6 separate regions of the Homo sapiens genome follow, and regions 2, 3, 4, 5 and 6 are each linked to region 1. Evidence: chromatin loops called from intact Hi-C (ENCODE). Cell type or tissue: PC-3. All regions are shown on one strand. Region 1 overlaps FANK1 (fibronectin type III and ankyrin repeat domains 1). Region 2 overlaps ADAM12 (ADAM metallopeptidase domain 12). Region 3 overlaps C10orf90 (chromosome 10 open reading frame 90). Region 4 has its middle 78 kb from the start of C10orf90. Region 5 overlaps ADAM12 (ADAM metallopeptidase domain 12). Region 6 overlaps DHX32 (DEAH-box helicase 32 (putative)).

The links. A loop is a pair of places that touch in the nucleus more often than their neighbours do. Peaks named below come from ENCODE experiments on the same cell type or tissue, not always from the same donor. Only the 100,000 strongest peaks of a DNase experiment are listed, where the experiment ranks them.
Region 2: it touches region 1 in a loop (4-fold over the local background); 10 of 110 quality-filtered maps call a loop at or near these places.
Region 3: it touches region 1 in a loop (14-fold over the local background); 91 of 110 quality-filtered maps call a loop at or near these places.
Region 4: a loop joins it to region 1, with 10 times the contacts of the local background. A loop is called at or near these places in 53 of 110 quality-filtered maps.
Region 5: a loop joins it to region 1, with 15 times the contacts of the local background. A loop is called at or near these places in 36 of 110 quality-filtered maps.
Region 6: it touches region 1 in a loop (7-fold over the local background); 18 of 110 quality-filtered maps call a loop at or near these places.

What each region holds. Positions count from the first base shown.
Region 1 is chr10:125,980,448-125,985,447 of GRCh38, forward strand. The region is part of intron 2 of FANK1 (fibronectin type III and ankyrin repeat domains 1); the gene reads left to right. Among named protein-coding and RNA genes, the nearest start is that of FANK1-AS1, 9.7 kb to the left of the region's middle. RefSeq lists a silencer at 1,964-2,013. In PC-3, CTCF peaks have their summits at 2,045 (motif pointing right) and 2,255; a DNase peak (open chromatin) is centred at 2,054; H3K27ac peaks cover 985 bases.
Region 2 is chr10:126,158,882-126,163,881 of GRCh38, forward strand. The region is part of intron 3 of ADAM12 (ADAM metallopeptidase domain 12); the gene reads right to left. Among named protein-coding and RNA genes, the nearest start is that of FANK1-AS1, 190 kb to the left of the region's middle. RefSeq lists an enhancer at 3,463-3,963. In PC-3, a CTCF peak has its summit at 2,525; no DNase peak of the experiment used is centred here.
Region 3 is chr10:126,501,297-126,506,296 of GRCh38, forward strand. It overlaps C10orf90 (chromosome 10 open reading frame 90), which reads right to left. Exons shown (of 10, transcript NM_001350921.2): 4 at 2,661-3,789. It overlaps LOC105378549 (a long non-coding RNA gene), which reads left to right. Exons shown (of 3, transcript XR_001747637.3): 3 at 1,810-1,889. Among named protein-coding and RNA genes, the nearest start is that of LINC00601, 82 kb to the left of the region's middle. In PC-3, a CTCF peak has its summit at 3,006; a DNase peak (open chromatin) is centred at 3,025; H3K4me3 peaks cover 576 bases.
Region 4 is chr10:126,746,503-126,751,502 of GRCh38, forward strand. No RefSeq gene overlaps it. Among named protein-coding and RNA genes, the nearest start is that of C10orf90, 78 kb to the left of the region's middle. In PC-3, a CTCF peak has its summit at 2,746 (motif pointing left); a DNase peak (open chromatin) is centred at 2,669; H3K27ac peaks cover 1,131 bases.
Region 5 is chr10:126,300,013-126,305,012 of GRCh38, forward strand. The region is part of intron 2 of ADAM12 (ADAM metallopeptidase domain 12); the gene reads right to left. Among named protein-coding and RNA genes, the nearest start is that of ADAM12, 86 kb to the right of the region's middle. In PC-3, a CTCF peak has its summit at 3,043; no DNase peak of the experiment used is centred here.
Region 6 is chr10:125,865,762-125,870,761 of GRCh38, forward strand. DHX32 (DEAH-box helicase 32 (putative)) reads right to left here. Exons shown (of 11, transcript NM_018180.3): 2 at 1,229-1,422. Among named protein-coding and RNA genes, the nearest start is that of DHX32, 13 kb to the right of the region's middle. In PC-3, a CTCF peak has its summit at 2,798; a DNase peak (open chromatin) is centred at 2,790.

The DNA.
Region 1 (5,000 bases):
AGCATCATTTGTATTCATGCTCTTTTATGAATTACAATTTTTGGAAAATAGGCATTAGCAGTAACTTTGAAATTAAACCTCTGTACCTTTGAGAGCTTCTTTGACTTCTGAAATATTTTAATGATATGTATTTAAAATCCAGAATGTAGAGACAGACTCAAACAATAGCTTGATGCAATTAGGTGAGCTTCCCATCAGGCTGTTGTGTTCACTGACGTGGAATGGCCCCGCATGGTCTACCCTGGCTAGCTTCTCTGATCTCATGTCATACCATTGTCCCCTTGTCAACTCTCTTATACCACGCTGGCTGCCTCTCAGCCTGGACAGGCCAAGCTGGTTCCCATCGCAGGATCTTGCTCGTTGCTGTGGTCTTGAATACATTTCCTTCTGTTTTTATACAGCTGGTTCCTTCACACCATGCCAATCTCAGATGAAACATCCCCCCGCCCCCAGAAGGCCATCTGAAGTAGCCATCCTTTCATGCAGGCCTCCTGTAGCTCAGAACCTTGTTTTGTATGCCACATAGCATTTAGCTCTGTTGGGCTTATTTTACTTGTTTACTTGTTTGCTTAGTTTGTTTACCTTGTTGTTTACTTGTTTACTTCTTGTTCCTTTCCTGCCTCCTCACCCAGTATTAAACTCAGTGAGAGACAAATAAGACTTCTGCCTGCTTAACGCTCTAGCCGGTTCCTTGACAGTGCTGGCTGTTATATAGCAGGCCTTCCAAATGCTTCTGGCATGAACCAATACCACCAGGAGTAATGAAGAAGTCACTTTTGGCCAGGCATGGTGGCTCATGCCTGTAATCTCAGCACTGTGGGAGGCTGAAGTGGGCAGATCCCTTGAACCTGGATGTTCAAGACCAGCCTAGGCAACATAGTGAAATCCCATCTCTACAAAAAATCCAAAAGTTAGCCAGGTGTGGTGGCTTATGCCTGTAGTCCCGGGCTGAGGTGGGAGGATCACTTGAGCCTGGGAGGTCGAGGCTGCAGTGAGCCATGATTGTGCCACTGCACTCCAGCCTGGGTGACAGAGTGAGACCCTGTCTCAAAAAAAAAAAAAAAAAAAGTTATGTTTTTCTTCTTAGTCTTCATATCATCTCTGACTTATTTCTTCCCCTTGATAGATTTACCACTTGAAAAATGCAAAATGACTATTTTGTGATTCAGGAATACCAAAAATGAGATACAAATATGGTTTTTAGTGAAACTTTTAATTTTGAAATAATTATAGATTCATATCCAGTTGTAAGAAAGAGTGATTGTACCTTTTCCCATTTCTCCCCTATGGTAACATCTTTGAAAATAATAGTGCAGTGTCACAGTCAGGATATTGGCATTGATGCAGTCAAGATGCAGAACAGGTTCATCACTTTCCTGGCCTTTTCTCAAGTTTGCATTGTGATAAAAGTGCTGACATGAGAAGATAGATATGTTTATGTGTATGTGTGTATAAATATCTATAAATATGTATATAATCTGTATATGAAAGCTCCAATTTCAACTGTTACTTGAGTGATAATATATCTGATATTTGAGAAATTTCTCTGTACCTTAAGAAAAATCTGAAATGTAGTTGCAATGTAAAAATAGTTCTTGTTCTGACTACTCAAATGTTATTTTAATCATGTCGTTTTACTTATTGAAGGTATGCTTTTTCTATCTAAAAGCATGAATTATGAGAAACATTTCTCTTGAGAAAGAAAAAGACATCTTTCTTTCCCCCATCACCTTAGCACCACAAGCTGTGTTGGGCAGGTGAATGGGGCCATCCTGCATCGTTCTTTCTTCCTTGGCTGTGCCTTTGCTGGGTGGCCAGGTAGGCAGCCTCAGCTAGAGAAACCATAGCTGCGTGTGCTGGCTTCCAGCCTGAGGTGTGTGTCTGTGTTGTCTGCATTCTCCCCAGAGACCTGGTTGCTGTCAGGCTGGAGAACGCACTCTCACTCTGACGACAGCCTGGCATTGTGGGGCTGGCAGTGACATCTGTGGTCCCTGCTCTAAGGACAGTGGGGAAATGCCTGCGTTTCTCACAGAATTACAAGTACAAATCTTGACGCTAGGTGGCAGAATTAGGCTGCATTAATCTTGACCTCTTTTGCTTCCTTATTTCTTTCTCTACATAGCATTAAAACTAGCAAATGCTTTTCTTGTAAAAAGTGGTTATCTAGAATACCTGATGTTTGGATTGTGGATTTAAGAACTTCTTCCTGATTTGTCAGTTTCTGTTCCCATCAGTCATCAGTCTATCTGGAAACAATGATATTGTCTTTGACTTGGGCTTTCCTCCATGGCTTCTCATAGCCAGTCAGTTACTGAGTTCTCCATTTGTAGAATTGCTTCTGTGCTTTCCCTCTTTAGCTGCGTTTTCCCCTGCAGGATGTAGGCTTTATTTCTGTCTAGCTCATTTGTGGATCCCCAGCTCCTACACCTGCCCAGTGTATTTTCTGATGGAAGGAGTTGACTTTATTCCTTTTTTTTTTTTCTCATCATTCTATCTTGCTGGGCTAATTTCCATTTTAATCTTTCTTTTGTCACATTGTCTTTGGTGGGTCCTCCATTGCTTAAAGGATAAAGGCCAAATTCCTTAGACTAACATTTAATGTCTTTCACAGTTTCCCTACACCTGCCTTTCTTGTTGCCTCTTATTTCTCAGCACAAACCCTCCAGTCAGATTTCTTACTGTCCTTTGAATATGCCTTGACGTTTTCTGCATGTGTGTTCAGTTGTTTTCCCTGTTTGGACAGATTTTCCCCTCTCACCCTATTCTTTCTTCTGCCCTGGTCAGATTTTACCTCCACTGAGAAGCTCTCCTTACTACCCTATTGTCTGTGCCCTAAATTCCTGTGATCGTTGCTGCCCATGCCACGCATTCCATTTATTCCATCAGCGTGTATTATTGAGTGTCTGCCGTGTGTCAGACACTGCTCCGGATGCTGGGGATACGGCACTGGGAAAAAATTCCTCCCTCATGATGATGAAGGCAAACAATAAATAAGATACATAAGTAAAAATAGGTAGTCAGCAGGCAATACATACTGAGGGGCAGCAGCATAGGAAAAATTGAGGGCCTGGGGTAGAGGTGGGGAAGTCTTCACCAAGAAGGTAGCTTCTGAGTAGATCTGAAGCAAGGATACCTGGAGCCTTGCAACTATCTGGGGGAAGAACCTTCCAGACATAGCAAAGGGCAGGTGAGAAAGCCTGGCAGTACAAATGTACCTGGCTGGTCCCAGGAGCATTGAGGAACAGAGGGAACAAGGAGGAAAATAATGGGGGCGAGGGCAGCTGGGTCATGAGAGGTCACTGCCTGGGCCTTGAGGGTTATTGGGAGAACTCTGGCTTACTCTGAGAGAGGCGGGGAAAGCCACTGGAGATTGTGAAGCTGAGAAGAGGTGTGATCCGGCTTATGTTTTACGAGGATCCCTCTGGCTGCTGAGTTGGGAACAGGCTGTAGGGAGGCCAGGCAGCAAGCAGCAGGGAGGACTGATGAAGAAGCTTTTGAAACAGTTTAGGTGGGAGACAACACAACAGTGTGGAAAGTGGGAGGATGCAGGATATGCTTTAAAGATGGATTTAAGAACTTGGTGGTGGACCGAATATGGGATGTGAGATACGGGATGTGAGAGAGAGGATGGTCAAGGGATATGTGGTAGCCAGCACAGGCCCAGTGATGCTGCTGGAAGCATCAGCGTCACAGTCTCAGTGGCTTATGGCAGCAGTGATTCCCTCCTACACACCATGCCCACCGTGGGTCGGCCAGGGCTCCATCCTGCATTGTCCTCCTGCCACAGCCCAGGCCATGCGGCAGCCTCTGCGTGAACATTGTCAGTCACTGTAGCAGGGGAGAGAGCATGGCATGCTGTTTCTTGAAGCTTCTGCCCAGAATGACATACTTCACTTCTGTGTATACTTCATTGCTCAAAGCAAGACATGCAGCCATGTCCGAGTTCAACAGGGCGGGGAGGTAGATAGAATCCTTGTGGGAGGGCACCTTGTGTCTCTGAACAACAATCCAGTCTTCCACAGGAGGCACCCAGGGTCTGGCCTGAGCAACTGTAATAACAGAGATGGGGAAGACTGTGGGTGGAGTAGATGCTCAGTTTGAAACTGTCTGACGTCCAAGCCGAGATGTCAGGGAGGGTGTTGGGGATGTCAAGGGCCAGGGAAAGGGTCTGGGTTGGAGAGACAGACTCCAGAGTCATCAGCATGAGGCTGGATTGGAATTCTGGGGGAGGGAGTTTAGAGAAGAAAGGGAAGTCTGGTAACTGAGTCTTGGGGCTTTTCAATATTTATTTAGCTTCTTATGTTTCATATTTGCTCAGCTCTTGCATCAAACATTTGCTTATTGACTGATAACAAAAACAAGGCTATGCTTTAAATTTTTGTAGACTTTCCTCTACTGTGGAAGTCACTCTAAGATTCATTTATTTTTTCAGCTGTCATGTCTAGGTAAAGTTGCGCTTCTCCATGGGTTCAATGAACTGCTCTCATGAGTCCTCCCTGCGCCTGTGTTGTAATCGCTGTAGAGTACCCTGGTGGGCAGTTGTGTCCTGGTCCCTGCTGTGGCTTTTGTCCTCTTTGGAGCCATCTCTAGTGATGCAAGAATCTTCAGCCTTTGACAAGCGTGCTTGGTAACATCTGGTTTCTAACACAGTTGCGTTATTTCCCTTTCCAGGGGTTATGGAGGTGCTGTTTGCTTCAGGGTGACCTTATGATATTTAGCAATACTGAATTTTATTGGGAGCACTTCTGGTTTTATTTTGGTCTAATGCTATGCTAAGTCTTTGACACCTTGCACTGAATTCTGGTGAGGCTTGGCTATTATATTCTCACTGAACTTCTAAAGATCTTTTCAGATGCCACACATTATTGAGGGCTCAGTTTCTATGACTCAAATATCTAAGTATTCATGGACCTATTTTCATTTAACATCAAAATCTACCTACTCATAAGACTACTTTGTGCCAGGCTGATACATTTTAGTTTTAAAAAAATTATTACTTT
Region 2 (5,000 bases), 180 kb after region 1:
GGATGCACAGAGCATGGTGGGGAGGATGCACAGAGCATGGAGGGGGGATGCACAGAGCATGGAAGATGCAGCTAAGGATGCACACAGCCTATTCTCTACTGAGCCAGAACCCATAGTGGCCTCAATAGTCTTAAAAAAGAGCACACGGCTGGGCACAGTGGCTCACGCCTGTAATCCCAGCACTTTGGGAGGCCAAGGCGGGCAGATCACGAGGTCAGGAGATCGAGACCATTCTGGCTAATACGGTGAAACCCCGTCTCTACTAAAAATACAAAAAAATTAGCCGGGCACGGTGGTGGGTGCCTGTGGTCCCAACTACTCAGGAGGCTGAGGCAGGAGAATGGCGTGAACCTGGGAGGCAGAGCTTGCAGTGAGCCGAGATCATGCCACTGCACTCCAGCCTGGGCAACAGAGCGAGACTCCATCAAAAAAAAAAAAAAAAAAAAAAAAGGAGCACACTTGACCAGCTTAAATATTACAGAGAAAGGAAAGGAAGAATTTAATGTAGATTAAGTTATATTAATTATTACATATATTATTTACTATGTACTTGTACTTCTATCACATCCTTTATTAATATTTTAGCAATTCAGGTCTTAACAATGTTGAAATCTTATTTGAATGAACAAGGTATATAGATACCTAATATTAAGGGGAGTGATGGGTGCAGACATTTGTAGAACAAAGATACATCATTCGAAGGCTTCTGACCAGGCTTAACTGAAAGCTGGTTTGGACAGATGGCCAAGGAGAAAAGTCATTTTACGTATGAGGGAGAGAAAAGTCCATCAGGAAAGCTGGGGATTAGAGAAAACGAGCTTTTGATAGACAACTGTCAGCAAACTGGAGGACAGAGTAATTTTAGGGTTAAACAGCAGTAAAATTAATTAGAAGGTTTTGAAATGTGACTCAGAACAGCAATACAAAGCCCTAAAACTACCCACTGCTCCTCATCATCATCCAAGTGTCATTGGAGCTAAGCAGAAATACAACCACAGTCATGCTTGGAGCTCTGGAGAGTTCTTAAGCACTGTGTTATGTCTTCTCTTGTCTAAGGAGAGTGGAACAGGGGCTTGTGCTTACAGCCCTGACCATGTCCCACTGCTGCTGAGGCACTAAATGATATGTTCCTTTTCGAGTTTTTCTTATGCAGTCTGGAAAAGAAATGTTGATTTACAGATAAGATGCAGTCATACCACTTGTGTACATTGTATCTTCTCAAGATATTTTGAAGACAAGAGAGGGGAAGGGGAAGGGGAAGACAGGAACAGGAGGAAAGCCAGCAAAAATTCATGCTCAGCATACAACAGAGTCTTGCAAAATGCAGGCGGTGAATGTTACGTGCGCTCACCACAAAAATGGTAACTGGGAGGTAATACATTTGTTTATTAGCTAGATTCAACTATCTCCTTCAAAACAACATGGTGTGCCCAACAAAAACACGCAATGATATGTCCATTTAAATAGCTAAATACCTAAATAAATACCAACTCCCCCCTCTCCAAAAAAAAGCCCCAAACTGAAGATGGGCTTTCTGTTGATCAGCCCCAGTGCTATGAGCTGGAAAAACAGGCAGCTTCCTTGGTTTTCTTTCAGGGGTTTGAATGAGAGATGGAGAGAAGCAATATGACCTGATATCGGAACTCCTTCCCAGCTCTCCCTTCCAGGAATCTGTGCTTCTGCAGCCAAGACTCCAGGTGTCATGCGCTCCACACCCTTGGGAATGAACCCACCATGCAGGGCTTTGTGTGCCCCTGCTCCCTGCTCTGACTTCCTCAGGTCCTGCTTGGAGATCATGCTGCTGTCCCTGCTAAAACTCTTTAGTGTCTTCTTGTTGGCCCTGGGGTGAAATCCCAACGCCTCCCGATGGCCTCCGAGGTGCTTGCAACCTCATGCTGCCCACCCTGCCACCACACTGTGCTCACTTTTCCCTCTAGCTCATGCTACTCTAGCCAACACTGGCCTCTGGTTGGTTCTAGAACATTCCAGATCCTCTCCCTCTGAGGGCCATTGCACCTGCTGTGCCCGTGTCTGGAACATTCTTTACATGGCTTTTCATGTAGCCAGCACCTTTTCATCCTTCTGCTCTTGGTTTCAGTGTTGTCTCTCCAGAGGGTCCTTTCCTGATCTCTTATCTAAAGCAGCCCCATCACCACTATTAGCCCCCATCGCAGTCCTCCTTTGGTTTTCTGCCTGGTATTCCTATTTTGTTTATGCGTCTCCTTACTTATTTATCTCTACCTTCAAGAATGTGAGCCACAGGAGGGCTCCTTGGTCATCGCTGTATTCCCTCACTTCCAGCCCTGCAGAGAGCCTGCACCTCCTCCTGGCTGTAAGCATTAATAGCTGCTAAACACACCCTGGTCCAGGTACTGTGCTGAGCCCCTGATATCTCATTTAATCCATATATTATCTGGCCCATGGATATTATTTTTTTAATCCCTATTTAAAAGAGGAAACCAAGACACAGCAGGGTCAAATGACCTGCCCAAGGTCATGCCATCCATGACAGTGTCCGGGTGGTTTTGCTTTAGAATTTGTGCTCTTAACCACTGTGTGGCGCTACCAGACCTTACAGGATGGTCAAGCAATATTGACGGAGTGTTTGCTGCAGGTGCTGTGCTAAGTGCTGAATACATTACATGTTGAGCAGATGAATACGTGAAAGAATAAGTGAATTTGAGGAGCATGCGGCAGGCACTGCCCCTTTTGCTTCGGGCTTTCTGCTCCTTCCTGGGTGATACACGTCCCACATCTTTCTCCAGCACCATGACTTGCCAGGGAGCATGGATGAAACTGAGAAGGCGCTGGATGGAGGTTTTCTAAGATGTGTGCCTAATTTAAAAGGGGCCGGGAGTCAAAGTCCCCTGGAGAGAACTAAGGGGGGTGGATGGACAATGGCAGTATTGGAAATGTGACAGCAATGGCCTTGGAGCCTGCAGATTTCCCCAAAGAGAAAATCCAATTAGATGGACTATCTTACGTCAGCAAATGAAAACAGAAGGTGAATGCATAATTTCATGAGAACATTCTTTTTCTCTGCTTATTAGATTAGGCGATCTAACAAGGCACTCTGCTTCTCTCAATACCAGGAAGTAAAATGCATTTTAACTGTGCCAGGAGTTGATTTTGCTATTTGCCGTTTGTTGTGGGATGACACGTGACACCTAAATATTCTCTCATTTAAACAATATCTAGCATGCTGCACAATGGGAATAAGATGCTCCAGGAGGCCCCACTGCTGAAGGACACAGACCCAGAGTGGTCAGGGCTCCATGACAGGGACACGCCCAAAGCACTGCTGGAGCCCCAGGAAAGGCTTCCAACCCAGAAGTCAGCCTGGGGAGGGGGTGCCCAAGGGAGCCGGGAAAGATGGGGAAGAATGAGCTGCGCTGGTGGGGAAAAGGTGAGGAGAGGAATGGGAAATGGGGAGGAGAGCATTCCAGCGAGAGGGGACTGCATCCTCAAAGGCATGGGGGTGCAGAAACAGCATGCTAGCGGGCAACGCGCAGAGGGGAGGGGAAATGACACGGATGCCAGGTGGTCAGGGCGCAGGGCCTGAGGCAGGGAGACCCGCTGCTGCTGAGACAGGCAGGCTGGGGACAGAACCTACATGCTGCCCAATGCTGCTGACTTTATCCTGTGCCATGCAGAGCCGCCAAACACGGAAGGGACCTGAGCAGACACAAGCTTCAGAGCCACAGGTGGTTCTGACAGCCACACAGATGAGACTTGGAGGGGAAAGAGAAAAATACAGGCTCCAGGAAGGTTAGCAAGGAGGCTGGTGTGAGCGTCCATACAGAGCACCAGGCCAGGACACAACTGGATGGGAAATTCAGGGGGGCCCAGAATCAGGAACTGCGTAACAGACTGAGGACTCTTGCGTGATGTCAACAGAGATGGGTCACTCATAAAGGAGAGAAGAGACATGAGTTCAGTCTTAGCCATGGATGTAGTTTAGATACTTGTCCCCACTCAAATCTCACATTGAATTGTAATCCCCAAAGCTGGAGGTGGGGTCTGGTAGGAGGTGTTTGGATTGTGGGGGCGGATCCTTGATGGCTTGGTGCTGTCTTCGTAAGAATGAGTTTTTGCAAGATCTGGTCAATTAAAAGCATGTGGCACCTCCTCCTCCCACCCCTTCCTCTCACTTTCTCCCGCTTTCATCATACGAGGTACATGTTTCCACTGCACCTTCCACCATGACTGCAAGCTTTCTGAGGCTTCCCCAGAAGCTGAGCAGATGCCGATGCTATGCTTCCTGTAAAGCCTGCAGAACCGTGAGCCAATGAAACCTTTTTTCTTTGTAAATTACCAAGTCTCAGGTATTTCTTCATAGCAACGCAAGAATGTCCTAATCCAGCCATGCTCAGTGCTGAGAGCTGTTCTCTTTCTTGGACACGTCATGGGAGCAGGTGACTCCTACGGTTTGGAGACACATGGTGTCCACCCTCATTTAGAGAGGACAAGTAGACTCCCATCCTTTTTGGCCGAGTACTGTATTTTCTGATTTCAAAATCTTTGGACATACTGGCTGAAAACGAGTATTTAGAATTTGCATGAAAATATTACCATGTAGGTAAAGTTCTTCCTGATAAAATGTCCTGCATTTCTGAAATGATTTGAGTATTGACTCAAAACATGAATGACCTCCAAATTGCTTTCAGATCAATATTGAAATTATCCAACTTTAACTTTACCCTTATATAATTTAGTTACACAGTTTGAATGAGATGGATTTCATTAAGATAACATATGTTACACTCCAAAGCATGGGAGAGCTGAAAGAAACCCCCCGGCCCCAGAAGTGAATCAGCCTTTCTCTTGTGTTCTGCCAGGATTCTGTAACAAGACTTTCCCTATTCGGCCTTATTTCTTGTTTACTTGTCTTCCTCCCACACTGGGTTGAGCTAAAAAGCAGAAACAACACCTCTAAACCTAGCACAATGCCTAGCATAGAAGAAGTGCTTCATAAATAAACGAATGAGAAACTGAATCAT
Region 3 (5,000 bases), 520 kb after region 1:
AGAATTCTACAGCATGGACAGATGTGCTTTCTTGTCACCTGAGAAGAAATAGAGTCCACTGGAAATTATTTCTGAGTGAGGGAGCACACAGCCAGGGGTGCACGTGTAGGTGAAGGTGTGCATTTGTAGGCATCCGAGGCAAGTGCCCCACAGCACACCCCAGGGCTCTGTGGCTTTGGACTTTGCAACTGAGGGGTCCAGAATCCCACGGAGCCTCTTTTCTTTACAGAGTCCACCTTGGGCAAATAGAGCTGAAATTTTTTAAGCTTGATGGGACCTCGAAAACACCCAATCTACCCCCTGCTCTAGTTACCCAGATGAGGAGTTCAGAGAGTATCACTCCTCCACATTCACTGAGCTAGAAATAATAGATCAGCAACTCCACAAAAAGTTCTTCCAAATGTGGTCTATATATACACCATGGACTACTACTAAGCCATTAGAAGGAATGAAATCATGTCTTTTGCAGCAACTTGGTTGAAGCTGGAGGCTATGATTCTAAGTGAAGTAACATAGCAGTGGAAAGCCAAAAACCGTATGTTCTCATAAGTGGGAGCTAAGCTATGAGTACGCAAAGGCATACAGAGTGATATGATGGACTTCAGAGACTCAGAAAGGGGAGGGTGAGAGGTGGGCCTAGGGATAAACACACACACACACACCACATATACACCACACACACACACCACACACGCATACACACACACCACACACACACACCATACACACACACCACACAACCACACACCCACACCACACACACGCACACACACACCACACACACACACCACACAACCACACACACACCACACACACACACACCACACACACACAACACACACACACACTAGGTGCAATATACACTACTTGGGTGACGGGTGCCCTAAAATCTCAGAATTCACCACTGTAAAATTCATCCATGTAACCAAGAACCACTTGTACTCCCAAAGCTACTGAAATTGTAAAAAAGGTATTCAAGACTCCCCTGGTGTCTGTGACTATCTCTTTCCTCAAATGGTAGAATGAAGCCTCATGGCTTAAAGCCACTGAAACGCTTCACATGTGAATCTTTGGGATCTGTGCTTTTTCTGGGGGATGTTGGCCTGCAGGATGCAGAATAAATTTATACTATTTGCCTAAGATAATCCCTTAGAGGAGCAGTCATTTCACAAAATCACAATCAAAAATCTTCTCTGCACCACCAAAGCCAAAAAGTAAGTTGGGGGAAGTGTCCACACTCTTGCTGCCCTCCTCTGAGATGAGTGTATGAGTGTTTGAGATCTGGCTCTCATTATTAATGAAGAGCCTTTGGTGAAAAGTACTATAAATCCAAATTATTATTTCACACCATGACACATGGTTTAAAAATGAGGATGTGCTTTAACTGGGGTAACATACAACAATGCAGTGGTGTATTTCTGGAATCATCATCAATAAGGAAGACGAAGTGCTTAGCTTGAGCAATCTCTTTAACCACTAAAGTGGGATTTATCTTTGGAACATTGATAGCTGCTTATGTTGTCCTTCTTGTAATAAGTCTGTAAGACATGCATTTCAATGGTTTAATCAATCTGAAAGCCATGCCAAAATTGCCTTAAAAATCTCTGAGCATTCAATATTTCAATATATATACAGTTGTTAAAATTAATTACATCATTTAACATTTCTATACACATTATAACTTTAAATGTTTTACAGTCATTTTTATTAATAAAGCTTTAATGAATAAAAGTTGTACCGTAAAATTATGATGCATATCCTGCATTTTCAATTGTATACTAATATCTTTAAATACTTTTTTCCAAATAGAAAGTAATTCATAAACCAGAGCCTCTTGCAGAAAGCAAAGTTGAAAATCAGAAGTTTACACAGAGAAAGAAAGAAATCTGGCCTCTTTCTTCCAAAAAATGCCTGCTTTCCTCTTTTGATTTCCCAAGAAAGGTGCAGAGTCCTCAGGGCAACCCATCCTGGGAATTCTTCCCGGCCCTGGAAATGGCAGAAACAGCAACAAATCCTGGTCAAGATGCCCCAGAAGACAAAACCAGGGGGACAGAAAATTGCTGCTGCTGCTGCTACTACTATTTGGCACAGAGAGTCCCTGACTTGCCTAATTTAGAAAATGTCCTATAATTATTATACACGCACACACGCACACATTCACATACACACATTCACACTTACACGCTCCATTATGAAGCTTTGCAGTCTAGCTTTTATATCAATGAGGCTAACTTGAAAAGTAGAAAGTACAGAAATCTGGACACTTCCAAACACGCAGATGTTTGGCGAGAGAGATGAAACATCTGGGGGCGAATGGCATTTCATTCTTCTCACCCTCTTTTGGAACGCAATTTGGGCATGTTGTAAATTAACTTCCTTTGGAGGCCCTCATTTCCTTCTCATTACATATGGTCTGGAACTATTGGGAACAAGAATTTGACAGAAGGCCTCTTACAATCTACAAAAGTCTCAACTAAAAAAATCTATCCAATCAGACATCGATGCCGAGCTATCAGTTGTCAACTATGAGCAGAGCAGATCACTGCAAGTCTACTGAGAAATGCCTCTTAGAATAAGTTTTGTATAAGAAATTCACTCAACAGTCACCTTGCTAGGACATTTACTCAGGTCACCCTCCTGCAGATGGACGCACCACTCACCTGCCCTGTAACTCCAGCCAGGAATGTGAATGGACAGTTGGTTGGCATGATCGCTGGCGTGACAATGAGTTGTATGGTCCTTTTCCCCTTTTCTTACAGTGACTTGGTTAGCTCCCACATTTGCCAATTCTGTGTTTTCCAATGGAAAAGAACCACTCCAAGGACAAGCGCCGGTCCCCAAATGCACCCGCCTCAACGATGGGGTTTCCTTCAAGTGACTTTCTTGTAAACCTGGGTTCCAGCGCTGGCCTACGAGGTCCTGGTCTCCCTCCAGGAGCTCCTGCTTCAGGGCTTCGCTTATTGGCTCTCTGTTCACTAGGCCATCTACTCCATCTGCTGTTAATCTGTGGGAACTACAATTGAGGTTGAGCGACAGGACGGATCTGTGCATTTTGGGGCTGGCAATTTGAGGTGGCTCAATGGGGACGGAGAGAGACTTGTCTACGTAATAGATTGAATCTGGACACTGCTGAGACACCCTGAGGTGGACACAGGAACTGAACACCAGCGGGCTCTTTCCTGACAGTGGGGTGTCTGGAGAAAAACTGGTCTCTTTGTCGTCTGCATGGGTGACCCAGTACTTGCGTCTCTCACACAACCCAGTGTGGGCCTCGGGAACCTTCAGCCGCACCACGGAGCTGTTTCTGGAGAACTCTGTGCAGGCAAAAGATCTCTGATGCCGACCTGGATGGGCGCCATTGGCCAGAGCCGGGGGCGCCTGGAACAGTGTGTCCTCAGCCCTGCACTTGGGGCACAGAGAGTCCCCAGCAGTCCCCCACACCAGGGCGCGGGCTGGGGGGCCCACGCGTCTGGCCGTGATGGTGATGGATGCAAACCCTCTGCGGGGGCCCCCACAGGGTCTCTCCTCTTTGGGCGGCAGCTCTGCCTCAGGTCCTCGCTCATCTGACGGTGCCGGGATTCCTAATCTGCCCGGAAGTAACGCAAATGCTCTGTGAATGTTGACTCCGCTGCGGTTAGCCAGAGATTGCTTGGCGTGATGTGCACGAGACTGAGCAATGGCACACGGTAGGGGCAAGGAGGCCCTGTTTTCTCTTGACTTATTCTCATCAATCATCTGGGAGATGACTATGGATGAAATCATTTTTGTGTTTTGTGATGCCAGGGTCTCCTGCAAATAGAAAAAGATCCCGATTATTCAAGCAGTCTATTGAAATATAGACAGTAAACTCTCTTTCAAGGGCCACCAGGATGCCAGAGCACTGGGTTCATAACACTCAGATGTCTTGTCCAAGGCTTTTTACTGCACACCTGATGCTCAGAGATGGCAGGAAGGGCAGGAAAACTAGATGTTTATGACAAGTTACACGTTCTGGAAACATTGGCCTGAGTCATGAATTGGTTTTCTCTGCTGGGCATCTATTCTTAATTTATCTAATGATGTGTCAACGGGGATCATCTAATTCGATAACCACCTCCGCCAAGCCCAGGAACCCCTGAATACAGGCTCATATCCTCAATGGAGAGGAAAGACAGAATTCTGGAGGTGGCTGGAACTTGGGGCCACAGGTTTATGTGGGAGATTAGTCAGTAGTCCTGAAAGGAAACAGCAACGGTGGTTACCAGGAGCCCCCTCCCTACCTTGGTCCTTTGGAGTCCTCCACATTTGCCGGTTTAGACTCTAATTCAGTTGCTCCCTGCTGCTTGGCATCATGGAAGTCAAGGTCCAGAGAGCAAAACAATAGAAATCAAATGCCCAGCTGGGCATGGTGGCTCACACTTGTAATCCCAGCACTTTGGGAGGCTGAGATGGGCGGATCACCTGAGGTCGTGAGTTTGAGACCAGCCTGACCAACATGGAGAAACCCCGTCTCCACTAAAAATACAGAATTAGCCAGGCATGGTGGCACATGCCTGTAATCCCAGCTACTCGGGAGGCTGAGGCAGGAGAATCGCTTGAACTCAGGAGGCGGAAGTTGTGGTGAGCCAAGATTGTGCCATTGCACTCCAGCCTAGGCACCAAGTGTGAAACTTCGTCTCTCTCACACACACAAACATTAAACAAACAATCAAAAAAAATCAAATGCCCACGTTTGCCCAGACCAACACTATGGCAATCAGATGATTTCACTTATCAGAATTGGGGGACAGGGGACACTGGACCAAGGCACATGTAGCTTTGCTGCATTTCAATGATCGGTTGTATCAGTTTTTGTCCAGTATTTTTAAATGACCAAGGTGTTTCATTTTTCCTAATCAGCAGATTGTTTGTCCTAACAGTAAATTGCTCATGTGTCCAAAAGAGTATGCTATGATTTTTAACAAAGCATCTAACCAGGTCTATACTCATTTGTTTCTATTATGGTTATGTGTGAAGCACTA
Region 4 (5,000 bases), 770 kb after region 1:
CCCCGCACTGGAAAAGCTTTCAGCAGCAATGAGATAAACGCCATCTTTAGCAGCACCCTTAGAACAGGTGAGTGCATCAACAAGCTCATACCGGAGAGGAAGGAAGTCTGGATGAACACCACACACACAGCAAGAGGAATGGGCTGTACCAGTTGACAGGTACCCTTAGAGAGTGTGCCGTTGAATTACGATTTCCAAGAGAAGAGGTCTACAGCAGAAGATGGATGGTGCGATGTAAAACAAATGTTTCTGAGCAACAGAATGCGCCCAAAGCCACCTTAGGACCTCCACCAAGACTGGAATCAGAGGGAGGGAGGATTAAAAGGAGACGGAGGATCACTGCCCTGTCTCTTTGGGCTTCCTGGTACCTGGAACAGCCCGGTGGATGAGCCAGCCTGAGGACCAGACTTTAGAAGTAGCTCCCAACCAAGGCAGTGCTTCTGAGGACATCTGCAGAGATGGTCAACTAACTTCCCCATAGGACCCCACCATGGCACGAGGGAATGAGCACGAAGCAGAAGGCCTGGCTCCAGGTGGAAAACCAACTCCTTGACTTCCCTGTAACTCAGCCTCTTCCTCTAGTAAATGGGGTCTCATCACCTGTTGCAGGGTCTGTGAGCCTTCCCAGGTCTACACCCCGCAACCTTTTCGAGGATGGCTGTCTTTTCTCCCCAGCAGCGTATTTCACTGCGCTGAGGACACAGTCTGTCTCCATAACTTCTGCACGCCCAGGACTTAACACCGCGTGGCCTTTAGCAGGTGTTCTATGAATGGTTTTTATTGACATGTTAATTAATATGCCGGGCTCGGTGGCTCACATCTGTAATCCCAGCACTTTGGGAGGCTGAGGCAGGTGGATCACTTGAGGTCAGGAGTTTGAGACCAGCCTGGCCAACACGGTGAAACCCCATCTCTACTAAAAATACAAAAATTAGCCGGGCATGGTGGTGGGCGCCTATAATCCCAGCTACTTGGGAGGCTGAGGCAGGAGAATCCCTTGAACTTGAGAGGTAGAGATTGCAGTGAGCTGAGATCATGCCACTGCACTCCAGCCTCAGTGACAGAGTGAAACTCCGTCTTTAAAAAAAAAAAAGGAAATAAACTGAAACCTGTTTGGTAACCTCATAACAGTTAAATGCACATGCCTTTCCATCCAGCAACTCCATGCATTCCAAGATATTTGGAGAGGTTGTTCACACAGCCTTGATAGTAAAGGTGAAACATTGGAGACCTCCTAAAAGTCAACCAGTAAAAATTGACCAATTAATTAAGATACGGCCATGCTAGGGAACTCTGTGCCACAATCAAAATGAATGAGGTAACTCTCTGTTCTTACTGGGAAGGGTACCCCTATGGTATCATCAGGAGAAGACCATTATTGTTAGTAAATAGACAACTTTGTTAAAAAATTAAAAGAGTATGTGCCCAATATAATATATGTAAGTTTCTATGCATAGAAAAACTTCTAGAAAAATAGAGATTATCCCCGGAGAATGTAGTTAATAGCAAGATGGGTGGTAAAGTAGTATACTTTCATTTTTTTATTAGAATGTTCTGATTTTATAATTTTTTTAAATCCCCAATCCCCTATTAAAATGCAGATTTCTATGGGGAAGGGTCATTCCATGCTGCCAGGCAGCAGCTTGGCTGGAACCCAGGTGAGTCATGGAAGTGGGTATTTATTAGGCCAATGTCTGAGAACCAGCCCCAGGAGCCTGGGAGCAGCCTGCAATGGAGGGGCTCAGCCACAGAGTCCACTCAGTCTTTTACAGATGGGGAAACTGAGGCCCGGAAGGAAGAAGGATTTTCACAGGAAAGTAGGGACCAAATCCACATGGCAAGGAGGCTCTGACCAGAGCCATTCCCCACCTGCAGACCAGAGCACAGCAAGAGTCGAACAGCAGGATTTGTGGAGTGCTGCCCCAGCAGCCTGGACTTCTGTCGTGGATGGACAGTGACACATCTTCAGCCAGTTGCAGTCACGCTGGGTCCTGCCTCTACCACAGCATTCACTCTCTCAAGGTGGCTGCCCATGCACAGCATATCAAAACCAATGGACCAAACTGTAAAAGAATTGGCCCAATATCCATCTCATGTTTTCCCTTCCAGAATGTTGACATTACTTTATATTTTTCAACATCAGAGTGTCTACTAGGTCAGAAGAATTTAAAGCCAGTTACATCTGGGCCGCTTGATACTAGGGATAAAAGCAGTTTCCATTACATAATGAAATCCTTGGCTTTCCCCATCCAGAGCCACAGCTCCCCTTCTAGTTGATTGAGCTGCTGACTGGCACATGAATACTGTATTTAACTAAAATCAACAAGGACCAGGAGGTATAGGATTTTGCCTGCAATTCCAAGCAATCTGCTGACCTTTCTCTGACACTACTTACTATATTTTAGTGTCGGAATCAATTGAACGGTGGGTTCTAAAGAGAGCAAGTGAATTCATTTGTGCTTTGGGAAAAGGCAGCCCCAGCGATCCTCATCCATCACTGTTAGATGGAAGGGGAAATGCCTTAAAGTGGCTCGTTTTCTTTCAACTGCAATATGCCAGCAGAGCACATAAGGATTCTATAACATGCAGCAGTCACTGTGATTCATCCTCATAAGGCAGTGTCTGGGCCAAAAGAGAATGTAAATCTCAGAGAATCACCTTCTTCTGCTGAGTAAGTGGATAGGGCCATTTGTCCTCTAGGTACCAACCATGTAAGGGGCACAGTGCCCTCTGGTGGTAGCTGCTTTTTCCTGCGCTGCGCAATTGTACGCTCCTCCTACCTGCCCCATGGAAGAACAAGGCGGCTCTGTTCAGAGCATCCCATGGCTGGGTGGCTTGGGGAGTGGGGAGGCCCACAAGACTGTATGTGCTGGGTGAACCTCACAGGGCCTGAGGAAGAGAGTCTGAAATTGACAGTGAAGCAATCAACCTTAAAAAGTATGGCAGAACAGGCCAGTAGGTGCAGGTCTAGCTCCTGTGGGTTGTGCTGAAAAATGGCAACCAACCATCCAGGCAAGAGGCTCTACAGAGTTCTGATAACCTCCTCTCCAGACCTGCTGAAACAATATGGAGAAATGCCCAGCCAAGAAGAAAGACAGCACTGCCTGGTGGAAGAACATGGGCTTGGAAGTCAAAGAAGCTGGATGTGGGGCCCAGCTCAGCCACTTGCTGGTTGAGTGACAGAGGACAAGTAATTTACATTCTACAGTCTGCAAATCCGTTTCTTCATCTGTGAAATGGGAGGGAAGAAATCCTACCTCAAGAGGTCATTATCCAAACAAACAAGACAATCTGCGTAATGGCTCATGGCAGGGTCTAGCAGAGAACAGGTGGTTGTCAAGTGGCAAGTGTGGCTGAGAGTGGGCTGCAATTCAGTGCCCTGTGTTCTATTCCTTTTTTGTAGAATTTATCATTATTATTATTGTTTTATTTTTCCATAAGTTATTGGGGCACAGGTGGTATACTTGGTTACATGAGTAAGTTCTTTAGTGGTGATTTGTGAGATTTTGGTCCACCTATCACCCAAGTAGTACACACTGCACCACATTTGTATTATTTTATCCCTCACCCCCCCTCACTCTTCCCCCCAGGTCCCCAAAGTCCATTGTATCATTCCTATACCTTTGCGTCCTCATAGCTCAGCTCCCACATATCAGTGAGAACATACAATGTTTGGTTCTCCATTCCTGAATTACTTCACTTAGAATAATAGTCTCCAATCTCATCCAGGTCACTGCAAATGCTGTTAATTTGTCCCTTTTTATGGCTGAGTAGTATTCCATCATATATATATATATATATACACACACACATACATACATACAGTTTCTTTATCCATTTGTTGATTGATGGGCATTTCGGTTGGTTCCACGATTTTACAATTGTGAATTGGGCTGCTATAAACATGTGTGTGCAAGTATCTTTTTCGTATAATGACTTCTTTTCTTCTGGGTAGATACCCAGTAGTGGCATTCCTGGATTAAAGGGTAGCTCTTTAAGGAATCTCCACACTGTTTTCCATAGTAGCTGTACTAGTTTACATTCCCACCGGCAGTGTAGAAGTGTTCCCTGATCACCGCATCTATGCCAACATCCGCTGTTTTTTTTATTTTTTGATTATGGCCATTCTTGCAGGAGTAAGGCAGTGTCGCCTGATGGTTTTGATTTGCATTTCCCTGATCATTAGTGATGTTGGGCATTTTTTCATGTTTGTTGGCCATTTCTACATCTTCTTTTGAGAATTGTCTCTTCATGTCCTTAGTCCACTTTTGGATGGGATTTTTTTTTTCTTACTGAGAAGATTTTCCCCCACTCTGTGGGTTGTCTGTTTACTCTGCTGACTGTTCCTTTTGCTGTGCAAAAGTTCTTTAGTTTAATTAGGTCCCAGCTATTTATCTTTGTTTTTATTGCTTTTGCTTTTGGGTTCCTGATCATGAAATCCTTGCTTAAGCCAATGTCTAGAAGGGTTTTTCCAATGTTATCTTTAGAATTTTTACAGTTTCAGGTCATAGGTTTAAGTCCTTAATCCATCTTGAGTTGATTTTTGTATGAGGATCCAGTTTCATTCTCCTACATGTGGCTAGCCAATTATCCCAGCACCATTTGTTGAAAATGGTGTCCTTTCCCCACTTTATGTTTTTGTTTGCTTTGTCAAAGATCAGTTGGCTATAAGTATTTGAGCTGATTTTGGGGTTCCCTATTCTGTTCCATTGGTCTATGTGCCTATTTTTATACAAGTACCATGCTGTTTTGGTGACTATGACCTTATAGTACAGTTTGAAATCAGGTAGTGTGATGCCTCCAGATTTGTTCTTTTTGCTTAGTCTTGCTTTGGCTATGCAGGCTCTTTTTTGGTTCCACATGAATTTAGAATTGTTTTTTCTAATTCTGTGAAGATGATGGTGATATTTTGATGGGGATTGTACTGAATTTGTAGATTGCTTTTGGCAGTATGGTATTTTCACAATATTGATTCTACCCATCCATGAGCGTGGGATGTG
Region 5 (5,000 bases), 320 kb after region 1:
TTTCACTTTCTTTCCTATTATTTTTACCTTTGTAGAATAAAAATATCTTGAATTCATAAATGGATCGTGTGACCTTCTATTTCTTAAGATGCGAGCATGCAACGTTCTGCAGTTAGAAGAATCCCACTGGAATTTTCAACCATTTAATGATGCTACCCAAATCATACACAGCTACTGTCCTCTTGCCCTGGCCAAGAACTGGGGTCAGGGTCAAAGCTAAAGCTCTAATGTGGCCCAGGAAAGAAGGAAGGAGGCTACCACTTTGCTCCACCTGCCTGATCCCATCCCACCTGACAGGACCTGGGCACTGGTCCCCCACTGATAAACAGGGGGGAAGAGGCCAATTTTGATAGTATCCATGGGGCTCTGCAGCCAGACCACTCTCCTTCCTTCTTCCCCTTACCAAATTCAGTACCTCCAAGCTAAGAGTTATCCTCCTAAACCCTGGCAATAATTCTGCATATATCTGCATTACTGTTTAACAACTTGCAGGAAAAATTATATCTATACAGCAATAATCAATCATGGGTGTATAGATAATTTACGGCCAAGACACATTTTAAAAAGACGGTTTTGTTAAATGAAAGTACTGTTTCATTATCTCTGCTATTAACATAACAGCCCAATTTTATTTACCACAGAGCTTATTACCATATGACCTCACTTTTCTTTTTTTAATTAATAGGAAACACAAAAACCTGACCCTACTGGAGAATAAAATCCTGCACAGAAAAATTAATGTAACCTTTAAAACCCTGACGTAAAAGGCTACATAGGTTGAGTGTGTTAACTCTTCCCATGTCCACAGATTAACATTGCCGGAGTATTCCACGAGATTCCACTAGTATATCATGATGAGAAAGACCAACTTCTAAGGCAGCTTGAAGCTTTCTGTCCTCAGGTCTTTTCAGTTTGATTTGCTTAATGTAAAACAAGTATTCAAAATAAGCAACGACTTAAATAGGTTGGTTGAAATCAGTGGTTTCAACTTGGGGCGATTTTGCCCCCCAGGGAACATGTGGCAATGTCTAGGGACATTTTTGGTTGTCTCAACAGGGTGAAAGATGCTACTGGCAACCAGTGGGTAGAGTCCAGGGGTGCCGCTAAACATTGTACAATGCACAGGACAGTACCCTCCCTCTCCCCAGCACAGAATAACCCAGTCCAAATGTTAACAGTGTCATCGCTAAGAAACCCTGGTTTAAATTTTTCTTCTTGAATAGCTGCATTTAACCAGATGGTCTATAACCTTGTAAGTGCTAACAACACACTGGCTTACACAGCTCCCACCCTTGTTATTTTATTTATATATGCAAACAGATGTGTTATGTTCTTTTTAAGACCACCTTTGAATGGAAGAAAACTTGCCAAAATGTAATTACATTCAATCTATGTCAGGGTGAGCATAGTTTCATTCAGTCCCCAAATGAAGACACACTGGAAATTAGGTGGCAGTGCATTTAATATGGGGAGGTTTCCTGAGAGTTAGGCCTTCAGTTCTTGTTTAAAGGAAGAATAAGGAAAGAAGAACCTCCACATTTCTAGGCTAAATGAGGAACATGGGGTAAGGGGTGGGGTGGCTGACATAGCTGAATCAGTGGATTTTTGGAGAAGCAGGTTGTATTTATAGGAGGTCAAGACTTGTAGGATGTGACCAGCTGGTAAGAAGCTTTGAGGATGATCATCAAAGGTTATATTTAATCCCAAGCAATAAAAAGGCAGCAACCATTACGAGTCCACTAAGAAATACTCAGAAGACAAAAACACATTGGTCTACTCTCTTCCCATCCAGATTGCAGACATTGCCCTTTATACATACTCTTACATCCTCCCTAACTTCCAGGCGTAGTTAATACTCTGCCTCCTTAAATCATAATTTATACTCTGAGCCTGGGGCCTAATTACTTAATCTTTTCAAATTCATGGAACATATATGGGTAGCATGTATCATGACCGTGGGACAGCTTGAGCCACTTAATAAAACTTTCAAGTCCAAATCGTATACAAAAACATCCTGGTCTTATCTAAAATTTCGACATTCTCTGGAGAAACAATCTTTAGTGTGTTCTCCAGAGGGATTCTCAGGGTCATCCAATTCTGATGCTTAAATCAAATAATCGTTTGGCTTTCTCTCTTTGTTCCTCAAACCCCACCAACCCCACCCCCAGGGTTTTGTCCGTCCAAACTGTTCATTTTGCTTCACCAAGTCTGTTTCTGTGCCAAATTCTGCAAGTTAAGCCTTCAGCCTTTGGACTATCCTTTTACAAGATGGGGGCTCAGATTAAATTCTCACTAACTTGTTCCTGTTGTGATCCCAGATGTGCTTCTAATCTGTGTTCCTTTTGTGTGTGATCTCAAGGCATTTGGACTAAAATGGAAAGTCAGCATTTTTTAGAAAGTAATTGGTCTTTTATTATACGATACTTTGAATGGGATCAATGTGTTTCGGCAAAAACAGAAATGATGACGAGAAGAAAGAAAGAAGAACACAGATAGATGGGAAGATTTCACCCCTTTCGTGAGGACACTTAGGATAATGAGCAGGGGTCTAAGCTACAGGAGGGTGGAAGGGGAGGACGTCTGAAGAGCTTGAAGTGATCTCTGCAAGTTTAAAACAAAAGCACAGTTGTCTCCTGTCTAGAGTCAGTTTGTATTCAATTGTTTTTTAAAAGGAAACCACCAATGGTGAGGATGTTTCATTATGCTAAATTATAAATCACTCCTGAAAAATAACATTTAGAAAGAAAGGAAAAGGTTTTGGAAATAGGCTACACGTACCATTACCAAAATTGTGTCATTTCAGAATGATAAATGCCCTGTGTGTATTTTTGAGGCATAATGCAGTAAAGACTTTAGTACTTCCAGTTTTCACTAGTTGAGCACAATGGCAGTGACGCCAGAAAAGAAGTGACTTTTAAAAGAAGGGAACAAAGGAAGAGGGGGCATGGTTTTGGAACAGGCTGGGCATTAAGGATAAAAAAGAACTCAAGAATGGAGCAAAGTAGGGAGCTGGGTGCCTGGGAGGACACTGACACCCAGAGGAAAATAAGGGAGACAGGACTGATTTGATCATTTTTGATATTTGATGTGTGAAACATTTTTACCTACTTGAAAGTAGTGTTAAAGTACAATGTGATCCATTGCTGTTTTGGGAAGCATCGATATTCCTTTTTACATGCGTAAAATCCCCATTCATCACTGGGAGCTTTCAATCCTTTTGGTATTTCCAGTTGCTCATACTATCCTATGTATATCACCAATGTAACAACAGCTGTTTTTATTGCTGCTGTCATTGTGCTGGAAAAGCGCAAACATGTTTGTACAGCTTTCTAAGCAAAACTGTCATTTTCCCTTTTATTAAATTGGTTGTTTGTGATTAGTGGGAAGAGTTAAATCGCTGTAGAAATCCTATTAGAAAGAGTAATGTAATAGCCTGTACAGGGATCCCAGTCCATTTCCCAAGACAGGTCATTAAATTACTTTCCGAGAGGAGAAGATTCACACAGAGCATTCAGGGCAATTAAGAAAATCACCCTATTCCTGGCTCTTGGGCATTTTTGAAGTGAGATATGCTTTGAGCAAAACCAGGGAATGTGGTAAAGGAAAATAATTTTTGCACAGGCTTTAGAAGGTCACAGGACAGGGAAATAAGCAATATGTTTGAATCCTGGCCTAGCCACAGAGCAGCTTTGAGACAGATTAACCCTGCATAGCAAAGCCTCTCTTTACCTGTGGTGGGTTTGGCTTCCTTAATTCATTGTAAGGTGATGCCTCACCTTGTTTGTCCTAATTGTGAGAACACCATCATATTATACACCAAATTGGCTGGTTCACAGAAGGGCAAAGATCCTAGACTGAAGATATTTTTAAATTCTCCCACTGTGGTATACTATTATTTGACAGTAGACTATGAATACATTATAGAACCATACTATAAATTTCACAGTCTTTCTTGATCAGACCTCCTCCAGAGATTGAGCTGTAATACCTTAACACATCCATCATATATGATGAATTAATGTCTCTCCTATGCATTTAGAATGGTGTTACTTATGCATCATCCTTGGGAGAATTGAGAAAGACACTCAATCATTTTTCTCTGTCTTCTGTGATTACGATGAAACACTCTAAGAAAGGCCGTGCCTCACACAAACACCCAAAAGTAATAAATTAGTTAACAAATAAATAATACAATAGAGACAAAGAGCTAAGAAACCAACATACAGAAAACTAGAATACTGATTTTTTAAAAATCCAAAACCAGGTAACAAAAAGGAAGTGAAAGAAGGAAGGAAGGAAAGAAGGAAGGGAGGGAGGGAGGGAGGGAGGGAGAAAAACAAAAAACCCAAACAGATGGAAAAGTAGAAAATAAAGAACAGCAACTTCAAAAAAGCCAACCATATTAATAATTACATTAAAGATAAATGATCTAAATACTCCAAAATAAAAGGCAGAGATGGTCACAGGCAGTGAAAAAGGAAGACTTAACTACACGCTGTCAGCAAGAAACCCACTATAAGTATAACAATGCATATAGATTAAAACTGAAAGAGCAAAGAGCAGTAAATGATATATTATAGAAGATGAAATACTATTTGATAAATTGGACTTCAAAATTTTAAAATTCTGCTGATCAAAATACACCATTAAGAAAATATAAAGTTAAGCCACAGTGTTGAAGAAAACATTTGCTACACAATCGACTTGTATCCAGAATATATAAAGAACTGTTAATCACCTTAACGCACGTAAAAATGGGTAAAAAAAATCTGAACGTTTACAAAAAAAAAATATATTTGAATGGCCAATAAGTTCCATGTAAACATGGTCAATTTCATGAAATATCAGGGAAATGTGAACTAAAACCACAATGAGATACCAATATCCAACCATTATAATGGTTGAGTTGAAGAAGACTGAATATACCAAGTGTAAATTATAAATCACCACCACCACCGACATATAATGTATACCTTGGTGAGGATAGAAACAATAGAACA
Region 6 (5,000 bases), 110 kb before region 1:
CAAGCAATCCTCCTGCCTCGCCCTCCCAAAGTGCTGGGATTATGGGCATTAGCCACTGTGCCCAGCCCCATGGGTTTTCTGAATGGAGATAAGAACCGCACCAGAGTGCAGTGCTAGCTGGGACAGGGCAAAATCCCTTCCACTATCCAGTTTACCGAACATCCTCCTGGGGATGAGCACATGAGACACTAGGGATATGAGCACGTGAAAAACCATCCCTGCCCTGTTACAGAAAAGCAGAGCTTCCCCAATGCTGTGCGTGGCACACTGTATGCCACACAAATGGGTTAGAGAGGTGCAGAAATACTGACCCCGAGATACTTAGCTACTTGGCTCTTGGAGTGGTCGGGCAGTGCCCGGGGCAGCTGAAGCCCGTGGGATGGTCAACTCTGGCTCCAGGCAGCTGTGACCATTTCCTTGCGGTACTGTATGGATACTATCACTTTCTATGATGGCTGTAATATAAAGGTGCTTGAGAAGCACTAGCCCAGAGCAGTGATTTTTCCAGTTTCTTTTTCCTTTTTTTTCTTCTTTCAAGCTCTTGGAAATCCTTCTTCAAAGGAAATCTCATAATGAAGCTAAGCACAGAAGAGATACCACAACTTGCGGTAGCCACAGAGAAGTCTCCTTGGAACATAGAAGACTCTGCAAAGCACAGTTTGAGAAACACTGTCGAAGCTGCTATGATGCAGGCTGACACCAAGTTTTCCAGAAGCCCCACAGAGGGTTTTCTAATGTGTATTACTGGAGGGGCAGGGAAGCCTTCCTGGAGTAGGTGGCTGCTACACTGCATACTGAGTGACTAGGAGGAACTAGCCGGGCCCGGACATGCTGAGCACAGGGAGGGGCAGGTGTACAGGCACAGGGTGTGGAAAGCACAGGGCACACAGTGTGCTCCAGGTGTCCATGTGGCTTGCACACAGGCAATGATGTGGACCCTGCATGAGGCATAGCTCCAGAAGCACACGCTTGAAGGTTCTGAGGGGCCAAGCAAGTTGTTAACTTTTTCCAGGGGATAATGGGAGTCATGGGATACATTTAGACAAGGAATCCCAGATGATGCCAGTGTGGGAAAGCAACTGTTGCTGGCTGGCTGATGACAGAGACCAGTTGCTACTGCACAGCATAGATGCTTAACAGGTAGAATGCCAGAATAATGCTCCTTCAGAATTGTAGAACCTAAGCCAAGAATCATCAGCAGGGAGCGGACTGAACCCCACAAACCAACCTCAGGATTGTTTCGTTGGTACAGCAGTTCTCGAAAGGGATCACGTAGCCAACCTCATGACCAATGTTAACATCCATTTCATCCGCCACCCGCAGGGCGAGCTGGACCACAGTCTGCTTGTGGACCTGTGTGCATATCACGCCCCCGTGCTGGTAGTGGATGGAAAGACAATATTCAGCACACCACTGAGGAACCTGTAGCAGGAAAAAATGAGACAGGATCAGCTTCTGCTGAAAACAAAACAAGAGACATCTCTGTCTTACAGCAGGGTTCATCTTATAAGTGATTTTCTTTCATCAGTAAATCAGCAGTGGGCTGTATTACATCTTACTTAGTGAAACTCTGAACAATATGGATTATGCACAGAGTTACTGCTAGGAAATAAAGTTAAGAAGAAACAGGAGTTAACAGGGACTGTGAAAGTTTGACTGCCAGACAAAAAAAGGCAGATAAAAATCAAGGACAGGCCGGGTGTGGTGGCTCACGCCTGTAATCCCAGCACTTTGGGAGGCCGAGGTGGGCGGATCACGAAGTCAGGAGATCGAGACCATCCTGGCTAACATGGTGAAACCCCGTCTCTACTTAAAATACAAAAAATTAGCTAGGCGTGGTGGCGGGCGCCTGTAGTCTCAGCTACTTGGGAGGCTGAGGCAGGAGAATGGCGTGAACCCGGGAGGCGGAGCTTGCAGTGAGCAGAGATTGTGCCACTGCACGCCAGCCTGGGCGACAGAGCAAGACTCCGTCTCAAAAAAAAAAAAAAAAAAATCAAGGACAAAAATGAAAAAAAAAATACTTTCAACCTCAACTGTGTTTCTGAAAAGACTAATGTATTTAGAGATTATTTTCTTTTTGATTAGAAGGCCCATCAAAAATATGGCTTCTGTTATCAGCTATTGTGTTTTAAGCAATGTAAATTATAGATAGCATTTAGATAAAAACTAGTGACTCAAAATTAAAGCATTTATATTTAAATCCAAATGATGATAACAAATATCCAGATAAGCCTACTTAACATTTCTCTGATAATAAAAGCTAAAATATCCTGGTAATTTACAATCTAAATATAATTAAATAAATAAACCCATCTAAATAAACCCAGTGAGATAATCAACCAACCCATCTGGATTTGGAGTCAGTTCTAAGCAAAGCTACTCTAGAGCCATTTTATTTTAAAAATCCTTTTTTTTCTAAAATATATTATGGACCAACTGATGTTTATCACATTCATTTGTACAAGAATTATTATAGTAGAATGTACTGAATTCATTTGTATGCTACAATCTTAAGGCATTGTCAGTAAATTATGCATTGTTACATGCATTTTAAAAATAAATTATTCCAAGAGTGTTTTTAATTGATCTAAGGAATTTAAACGTTGTAAAATTTCTAATTATCTTGAGGTCTGCTATTTATGAGATTCATTATGAAATTCTTAGATCTGAATTCTCACTGTAATTTGAAAAATAAACATAACTCACCAGAAATACAAGTAACTCCAAAATGAATGACTGCTGTAGACTGTAAATTCCTAAGGACTGAAAGGCAAATGCACTTCCTGCACTTTCAGATAGGTGTCAGCCTTGTCAACAGGTTGCAAGTTATCAGTAATTATTTACTCAACGCTTACTTTGTTCTATGAAAGATGAAATTTTAAGATACTGCGCTCAGGAAACGTGGAATCAAGGCAAGATCCAGGAATAACAAGCCACCTAAGGGATTGGCTTGCCATTAATTTGTTCCATGTAAACCACAAATTTTCTAAGCTTTAGTTAATTCTTACCTGTAAAATGAATAGACTGAATGAATGAGAATTATCCTTCAAGTTTGAACTCTGGTGTCGTTTTCTCCACAAGGCTTGCTGTGATCCCCTAGGTATCTAGATCCACGGTGTGCTTCCCACCGTGGCAGCCATCACCTTCCTGAGGTTGCTGTTTGTTCCTAGTTCCCCACTACCTAACGGCCCCTCAAATGAGCTCTAAAAGCAGAGACCTATCCGTGTTGGTCACCAAATTATCCTAGTACTCAGTAATTATTCATTGAATGAATAATTTCTTATACTGTCTAGAAATAATTTAAAATTCTGTGATTCTACATAGTTTAAGATTCTACATCGTTTAAGAATTTACATAAAATTTTGCCTCCTTTATTCCTTAGCAAGTAATTTTTTATTCTTGCCAAATTCTTACTTTTAAATGGATTGCCTTCATGTCAGGGTCCACTATCTAGGGTCCCTAGCCAAGACCTCAAACATCATTCATGTGAAAAGCTATATTAAAACTACTTGTTTTTAAAAAATTTTCTTTAGGCCAGGCATGGTGGCTCATGCCTGTAATCCTAGCAATTTGGGAGGCCAAGGCAGGTGGATCACCTGAGGTCAGGAGTTCAAAACCAGCCTGGTCAACATGGGGAAACCCTGTCTCTACTGAAAATACAAAAATTAGCTGGGTGTGGTGGCGTACGCCTATAGTCCCAGCTACTCAGGAGGCTGAGGCAGGAGAATCGCTTAAACCTGGCAGGCAGAGGTTGCAGTGAGCTGAGCTGGCACCACTGTACTCCAGCCTGGGCGACAGAGTGAGACTCTGTCTCAAAAAAAAAAAAAAAATTTCTTTAGTAGAGACAGGGTCTCGCTCTGTTGCCCAGGCTGGTCTCAATTGCCTGGGCTCAAGTGATCCTTTTGCCTCAGCTTCCCAAAGTGTTGGGATTACAGATGTGAGCCCCTGTGCCCAGCCAAAACCCTTGTTTGAATATGATTCTCTGTCTCTCCACTATGTGGGAAGATCCTTAAGCTACACGTGTGGTTTGCATTTGTTCCCAATACCGAACAGAGGATCTGACATATGGTAGGGATAAGAGTTGAGTGGAAAGATGGATAAGGACATCATAATAATTGAAAAGAAGAGAGAGAAAGGCTTGGGCTTAGTGCTAAGCATGGGAGAGAGGTAATAAAACCACGGGAAAATTACTGCAAAGGAAGAATAAGCAGTGCCCACTAACAGACTAATTATGCATAGGAAGAAGACAAATATTCTATGATTTCTAACTTAAAATACTAATTATATAATTGACAAGAACAGGAAATTGGAAAGTAAAATAAAATAAATGAATGAAGCTAAAGAGCAGCATAAAGTTCTTTTGGGGGGAATCAGGAGTTAGGAGGGTAGGAAGATGACCTTCAGGATAGTCAGGAAGATGGTCAATGTTATCAGAAGAACATCCAGGCATAACCATCCTGGGATCAACGGAAAAGCAAGGCAGGAGGCTAAGGGAGAGGTCAGAGCTAGAGATAGGCATGGTAGTTGCAGAATTTCAGTACTGAAAGAAATCTCTGGAAGACATGAAGGCCAACACCCTCATTTGATGCATGAGGAAAGAAACTTAGAGGCGTGACTTGTCCAAGGTCATACTGCCAGTAAACAGCATGACCAGAACCAATCCATATCTTCTAGTTTCTTGGCGAGTATAATTGCCACTACATCACAGTTGCTTCTAAGCATCTTTATAGAAAGGTGGCAACTGAAGCCATGAAATTCTCAGGCAATCAGCATTTTAAATTACTCTTTCTAGGCTGGGTGCGGTGGCTCACATCTGTAATCTCAGCACTTTGGGAGGCCAAGGCGGGTGGATTATTTGAGAGGTCAGGAGTTTGAGGCTAACCTGGCCAACGTGACGAAACCCCATCTCTATTAAAAATACAAAAATTAGCCAGGCGTGGTGGTGGGTGCCTGTAATCCCAGCTACTCGGGAGGCTGAGGCAGGAAAATCACTTGAACCC